3 separate regions of the Homo sapiens genome follow, and regions 2 and 3 are each linked to region 1. The links are chromatin loops, found by intact Hi-C in ENCODE. Cell type or tissue: dorsolateral prefrontal cortex. All regions are shown on one strand.

What was found. A loop is a pair of places that touch in the nucleus more often than their neighbours do. Peaks named below come from ENCODE experiments on the same cell type or tissue, not always from the same donor. Only the 100,000 strongest peaks of a DNase experiment are listed, where the experiment ranks them.
Region 2: it touches region 1 in a loop (3-fold over the local background); 5 of 110 quality-filtered maps call a loop at or near these places.
Region 3: it touches region 1 in a loop (8-fold over the local background); 16 of 110 quality-filtered maps call a loop at or near these places.

The regions. Positions count from the first base shown.
Region 1 is chr4:114,508,318-114,510,817 of GRCh38, reverse strand. No RefSeq gene overlaps it. Among named protein-coding and RNA genes, the nearest start is that of UGT8, 89 kb to the left of the region's middle. In dorsolateral prefrontal cortex, a CTCF peak has its summit at 1,269; no DNase peak of the experiment used is centred here.
Region 2 is chr4:114,597,125-114,599,624 of GRCh38, reverse strand. UGT8 (UDP glycosyltransferase 8) reads right to left here and starts at 818. Exons shown (of 6, transcript NM_001128174.3): 1 at 651-818. In dorsolateral prefrontal cortex, CTCF peaks have their summits at 862, 1,063 and 1,276; DNase peaks (open chromatin) are centred at 74, 746, 1,164 and 1,694; H3K4me3 peaks cover 2,239 bases; H3K27ac peaks cover 2,156 bases; H3K27me3 peaks cover 1,651 bases.
Region 3 is chr4:114,658,643-114,661,142 of GRCh38, reverse strand. All of the region lies in intron 2 of UGT8 (UDP glycosyltransferase 8), which reads right to left. Among named protein-coding and RNA genes, the nearest start is that of MIR577, 3.1 kb to the right of the region's middle. In dorsolateral prefrontal cortex, CTCF peaks have their summits at 1,345 and 1,546 (motif pointing right); DNase peaks (open chromatin) are centred at 1,572 and 2,170; H3K4me3 peaks cover 1,833 bases; H3K27ac peaks cover 2,500 bases.

The DNA of each region.
Region 1 (2,500 bases):
AAAAAAAAAAAAGAAATTTATCAGGGAAAAGTCAGAACTGTGAGTTAGCAGGTTTTGACCTTTGGCTGCCTGGAAAAGAAGAGAAGAGAATATAAAGGGAATCAAAAGGGGAAATAGGAGAGGCACTCAGAAAGAGAAGATGGACACTAACAAAATAAACTTGGCAATTTAGCTAACTTGTAAAATTAATAGCTCTTGCACTATGGAAAACGCTTGAGAGCTTTTCAGAAGAGGTATGAAAATCAGCTAGTCTTGGTTCTTACCAAGGCCTCTTTCTCCAAGTTAGTCCAGATCATTTATTCTAATTTTTCCTGGTATCTTGCCAACCAGTTTTCATTCATGCCCTGTGAAGAGAAGCAGAAAGGAAAGGAAAGAAAAGAAGCACAGAGAAGAGAAAGAGATAGACTTGTGTTCCTACAACTGATTTCCTCCTTTTAAGGAGTCAGCAAGATATAATTTCCTGGGATTTCCCTATTAATAGAACACATTCCTCACGAATGTCCTACAGTTTTAATGATACTTCCACCACTGTCACTGATCACCTGGGTTTCCCATTTCACTGGACTTTTGAGCACCCACCCTCACCAAGCTTATTTGGCTTGTTCTTCCTTTCGCAGGAGTACCATTGCTATACCACATTCTCACTTGATCCCCTTTGGATGAAATGAAAGAAACAGCTGGTTTGACTGGTAAGTTTACTAAGGCAGGACAGTAGCAGTACTTTATAAATTTTAAAATGGCTATGAAACTGTTTCTGCTTATTTCATTTTGGTTAACTGAATAACTTTTATATTTTAGTATTCTACAATTTGTTCATTATTATGCATAAGTGTGTATACAAAATAATAGACAAATTATGGAGCAGGAAAATATAAAACTGTGTACTTTATGTGTTTGGCTGGCTGGCTGTGAAATTACTTTCTTTATGATTTCCGCCCTCCACCATTACTTTTTCAACCTAATCAAGGTAAGGCCATTAAAATATTCAAGCTCATTATTCAACTGTTTTTAGCTTTACAGATACTAATAATATTAACTCAGAAAATATAATCAAAACTAAGCAAACTTTTGTCAATTATATTCTAAACTAAAAAAATTAAACTTGCTGCTAATATATAACTTGTTAGGAGGTGATATCATATTGAGATCCAGATTTTCTAATAGAAAAAGATTACATTAAGATATGGATTCAAGTAAAGGTTAAAACTTTTTAATCAAAATCCTTAATATACTTACCCTCTCAATTTCTTCACACATCTTTTCAATAGTGCTATCTGGTGTTTTTAACTGAGTGGGCTGGAAATTTTACTAGTAAAGATTTTGTGTTCCTTGATACAAACTATTGTTGAGTGTCCTTGAAGGTTTTGAGACCAGCTAGTATTTTGATTCAGAAATCACAATATAAACTTAGAAGTCTTGGAAATAATGAAGTCCTGCAAATTAACACCAAATTTAACAACCACCTAAATATTTAATCAACATTCAAGCTAAAATTTCTGCAAAACAAAATGATGAGCGTTCTTAATATTAAATGATAAAAGCACAATCTTACTTTTCCTCAGGAGAATGAGTTTGACATTATATAAAAGGCTAAAGAAGTTAGATACGAATTGAAATCATTTGCTATGAAATCTGATAAGGTTGTTTTTTTCCCTCTGACATAATTGTCTTCTTTTTCATTTATCCTGATATCATATTTACCATTCTTTTGGAATGTGTTTTGTTAGGGAGAGGAGGGCCCAGAAAGACTAAGAAATCATGTTTGAGTGACATTAGCAAGATAATGAAATAGGAAGTCTCATTCTCCACCCCCCTCCTCTAGAAAGTTAAACTAGCAACTGTCCACAGACCAGAGTATCATTTTTTAAAATCCCAAGACTTGAAAACAAGCTGGAAACAACCATGTGGTCCAAAGAACTAAATAAGAAGCAAATTATTAGTGTAAGTATAGTAATGCTTCAACCACGCTATCCCTGCCCCACCCCCTGCAAGTTGGCATAGTGCTACACAGAGAGGATTTCCCCAGGGTCCACAGTTTCTACAGAGGGACTAGAGAACTGAAGGTGGTCAGTCATCCAGCTTCCCTAGCATTCCGAGATGCTTCCTCTGGTCTTACCTCAGGGGGAACACTGAGACTAATAGCACAGCTGTACTACCTAGGATCCAGTAAAAACAAAGAAAGAAGACAGAGCTCTCAGTGACCAGTGTGCAGATTTTGGTGGTTCCTCTATGTTCCTGCAAGCTGTGGTACCCAGTGAGAGATACCAGTCAACTGCGTAGGTCACCTGCAAAACTGAGCTGGTTGCCTTCAGAAGCACAGTGGGAGGTTCAACCTGGCTTGATTTCCTAGACAACATACCAACCTTCAGAGCCCACCCCAATGACACAGCCAAGACAGGGAGACACTCAACTCCATGCATTTCAGAAATATGTAAAGACTAGACCTGCTTGACCCAGGAGGTCAAACAGCAGCTCCACTCAGCAAAAAGCCTGCCCCATG
Region 2 (2,500 bases), 89 kb before region 1:
CGGGGACCCGTGAAACCCTGCCACCACTGTACACTGTCCATTGTCGAGAGTCGCGCGGGCACGCGGAAACGGCGGGCCCCGAAAAGTCTCAGCGAGCTTGTACAGCCCCAAGACATTCCCCACCCCCAACACATCCCGCTCTTGTTCCTCCTTAGGGGGAAGACGGAGTAAAGGGGAGTTGAAGAGGTCCCGAAGCTCCTCCTGGTCCCCCACCTCCATCCCTGCCCTGGCAGCTGGCTCTGGCCTCTGGGCTCCGCGGTGCCCATCCCTTCAGGGGTCAAGTACAAGGTCCTCGGCCGAATCGCCTCCCCGTTATACCCTCCCTCTGCCTTGAGCGCACAAACGCGAGAGAACCCTCGAACGGATGCCATATGGCAGAAACAGGATCGCGGGCGCTATGAGGGGCCAGCCTAAAAAGATCTCCTTCACACCCCCTCAACCCCTAGCCTTTCTCCCTACCCCGCCAACCCCCACTAACCACTTCTAACTTCCTCAGCCCAACCCTGTCTGTGCTTTCTAATTCCCACCCCCCCGCCCCTGGACAGCAGCCATTCGCCCGGCACTCACCTCAGGGAGCAAACAACGCCCCTCTCCTCCACCCAGACCGCCCCCCCTTCCGCCCTCTGGAACGGCGTGGTCCCTCCGCTCACCTCGTCTCTTGGCTGCCCCGCGCGAGTTTGAGTGTGTGTCTGCCGCGTAATTGTATCCGGGACAGAAGGGACCTGTGTTTGTGCGCTGAATCAGGTGTCGCCGCCTTCGGTGGTTCGGGGGCGTAAGGGAGGCTTCGGAGTTAGCGTGTTGGCTAAGGAGGGCTCTCTGGGTTCACAGTTGATAGCAATGCTTTAACCGTGTCCTCCCTCGGGTCCTCAGCGCGCCTGCTCGTCCGCAGCTCCCAGCGGGCGGCCAGGCCCCCCGCCCCCCAGCCGCGCCCCGCCCTGCGTGCGGCGAGCAGAGTCGGAGCGCGCCGCTGCCCTTCCGCACTTGGCTCAGCGGGGCACGACACGGGCCGCCACGCGCTCAGCCTAGCATCACTCGCCTCTGACTGCGAGCGCCTCCAGCTCCCCGGGCTGGGGCATGGATGCAGACGCGCCTTCGTACCACGCGCTCGCAGGCTGGGCAAGGGGCAGCGCGTTGGGATCCGGCCAGTCGTCCGCTGAGCGAGGTTGGCTTGCAGGCTGGGACTTTTCGCGAGCCCTCTGGGCGCTCGAGTTGCGAACTCTGACAACGGCACGTGGCCCCGCCCACTCTTCCCTCTTTGCGAGGCGTGTCCCGCGCCCTTTCTGCCACCACCCACGTAGTCCCTGTGCCCGCCTTTTATCATCAAGGCGGCTCAGTGAGCTCTGCGTGTTGATGTCGCGCCTTTTCTCATCTTCCTGCCTTTCCTGCCTCACTTCTGCTGAATCCATTCAAAAGTTATACTTGGGCAAGTGGGTGGAGGAGTTAGGAAAATTAAAAGAGGGATGCTTAGGTGAGCAGGTACCTGCACTGCCGCCAACCCAGGCTTCAATTCTGGCTCTCTTGTAGCGGAAAGCCTTAAAAAACGCGAGTTTGGGGATCCTGAAAAAAAGTAAATAGGGTTGCTGGGCTGAATAACATCCCTCCTCTCAGGCTCCTGCTGAAAGGGCCATTCATGATTTGCCTGGTTGAGCCTGTGGCGACTTTATTCTGACGAATCTGCCTTTGCCAGCAGCATAACCTTGCCAAGTTGGCGTCTTGACCAGCAAGCAACTGTGCCCAAGGAAGCCTCTCTGTGGTGCCTCAGACCTGAGAGGCCGAGTGCCTTTGAGCGCCTGAGGTAGATTGTGAGTTTCATGAAAACCGAGAAAGTCTAAGTGTGCATGTGCGTAAGATATTTTATATATATATATCTCATATATATATGAGATATGTCTATATAACGTGGACTGAATTGTTTATTGTTTATGTTTCGTGTCGAGCATAAATTCCAGAAGCTAAGATGCTTCCATAGCACACAAACGTTATGCGTTTAAACGTTGGAAATCAAAAATGCCATGTCAGGTCATTCTGTCCTTGTTCCAAAGTGAGATTCAGAAATAGGTTGGGATTTTCTGCCCTTAGATAAGAAAACGGAAATTATATTTTACTGTATATGTTATCAGTTAATGATAAATTAAAAAACTAATATACACTGCTGTTATTGTAAAATCCATATGCTCAAGAATGTTCATGGATGGAGAGATCTTCAAATGCCATTTCAAAAAAGAAAATGCACTTTTCTTCTTTGCAGATTAGGAATTTGAACATATTCCCTGTGCAAAATGCAGGGAATATTTTCACAGCCTTTGTACCTGATTACCATACTCTCTATTTATTTCTTATTTAAATTGCACTAGAAAACCTAAAGTAAATGAAATGTAACATAATAAAGAAAAGAGAATTTAGACATTTACTTTAAAAGCTTTATTTCTCAAAGGTCAAGCTTCAGTTTCAAGCTACTGTTTGATGATGCATATGTAAATTCTTGGTAAAAACTTGATCA
Region 3 (2,500 bases), 150 kb before region 1:
TTCATAAAGACCTACAAATAAACCTAACAGAAATATACCAAATATACCAAATATACATGAAGAAAACATGAAAACTTTTCTAAAGGACAAAGAAGGAAGGAAATCTGAATAAATGGGGACAATGGAACATGATGACAGAGACAATCAGCTACTGATTGAAGAAAAAAATATGAGGTTCTATCCCTCCGCTAGTAGAAGTCAAAGAGCGATTAAAAGTTAAATTGAATTATAATTTTTTTTTTTTTTTTTTTTGAGACAGAGTCTCGCTCAGTCACCCAGGCTGGAGTGCAGTGGTGCGATCTCGGCTTACTGCAGGCTCCACCTCCTGGGTTCACGCCTTTCTCCTGGCTCAGCCTCCCGAGTAGCTGGGACTACAGGTGCCCCCACTACGCCCGGCTAATTTTTTGTATTTTTACTAGAGATGGGGTTTCACCGTGTTAGCCAGGATGGTCTTGATCTCCTGACCTCGTGATCTGCCCGTCTTGGCCTCCCAAAGTGCTGTGATTACAAGCACAAGCCACCACGCCCAGCCTAAAAGTTAAACTGAATTATAATTTTAAAAAGACATTTTAAAAATCAACAAAATAATTAATAGACTGGCAGAAATATTACAATACACATAATAAAGGATTAACACTAAAATAAAATAGGGGGAATAAAACCACAAACACCACCAGAAAACCAGAAAGCACCCAATTCACAGAAGACAACTTAATGGCATAAACATGAAAAGAACCTTTGTTTCACATGAATAATCAGAGAAACAAATTCAAATTGTTTTCATATTGTCTATATAGTCTGTTTTCATATTGTCTATATCGACTCTGTCGATATTTAATATTTCATTAATATTTAATTCATTTTAAAGAATAGAACCTAGAATTTACCCTTTAGATATTATTTTTTTGTAATTTTCTTATAACTGTTTTTGTTTGTTTGCTGGAAGGATAAATGTCTTTTTTTAAATGGCCTCTGGGTTTACTGTTATTAGCAAGCTTTTCTCACTTCAAGATTATCTTTGAAATGGTCCATATTTTCTTTTCATAATTTTACAGCATCATTTCTTTAATGTTTTAATCTTTTATCCAATGAGAATTTATTCTGAAGGAAAGAGTAACAGTGACATCCATCTTTATTTTTAACCAAATGGTTAGCCAGTCTTGTCAACATTAGTTATTTAATATCTCATCATCTCAATTATTTGAAATGCCACCCTCACAGTCTGTTTCTGAATTCTATTCTGTTCCAATGATCTATCCATCTCTGTGCCAATACCAAAGAGTTTTATTTTACATTTTTATATTTGCAATGTTAGATTTTATTACTTTTCATTTTGGGGATTCTGTTACTCTTATACTTAGCATATTTTTAAGGACCCATCTTTTTTGGTAACTCATCAATGGCCATTTACTACCAGTACTACTACTTCTTAAGTAAGTTATGAATATTTGTGGATAAGGTACAGAATAAGCCTTCCATTTCACTCAATACAGGAATTTAGAAATTGCATCGTCTTGTACGTAGACCAGCACTGCATGCACATTTCTCCACTAGATGGCAGGACAGGAATGGAGCGACATCTGGGCTCAACCTGCTTACATGCCCAATCCCGGACTACTTCTATGGGTATAGGGGAAAAACTGACATCTTCAAATTGAAAAGAAAATGATCACAATAAGGGACCAAATACTGAACCAGAAATCAGCAACACTCATAGGCACTCCCCTCACTATATCAGAATGAATAATTCCATTCCTATGCAACTTAAGTAACAGATATCTATAAAGTAATTTTGTTTATAGCTATAAAGTAATTTTCTATGTCTTTTGAAAAGACAACCTTACAATAAAAATAATCATTTTATCTTCTTGTAGGATTAAGTCATCTGTTTGAAGTCTTTTATGGGAAAAGGTAGCATAATAAGGAAATATGGATAATATACATTCTATTTCCTATAATCAGATGCTATATGTTAAGTATTTGCATTTATTTTAATGATCGTGATCCGGATAGACACTGATTTGTTTCTAGTATTGCCAGATTTCTTATCCTAGAGTAATTATATACCAAATGCCTTGACTGGACCACAGGAAGAATGTAGTGAGGGGCTTGTTGTCCTCCCATGTCCCTCCATGTGGTACTGTCCAGCTTAAGCCGGTAAAGCAGCCTGGCTCTGTGAGGCTGGAGATGGGGCAGAACAGAAGCTAAGCAATGTACCAGAGTCAGACTCGGGGAGCAACTACTCCCAAAGTATAAAATTTTCATTATTTTCAGGTAATGTTTTGATATTAGGGATGTCAAACAATGGAAGATGGTGAAAAAATATTCAAAGAAGTGGAAAGCAAGATCTTGAAACTTTTAAAGAAGACACTCATTGGGTAATGCCTTCTTAAAAATATACTCATCCCCCTATCCGAAAATAAACAATTTTTTTTTATTCATTGTGGCCAATGTAAAACACATCCCAATGCAAGAAAATTGTAAGTAGCTTCTTAAAAAA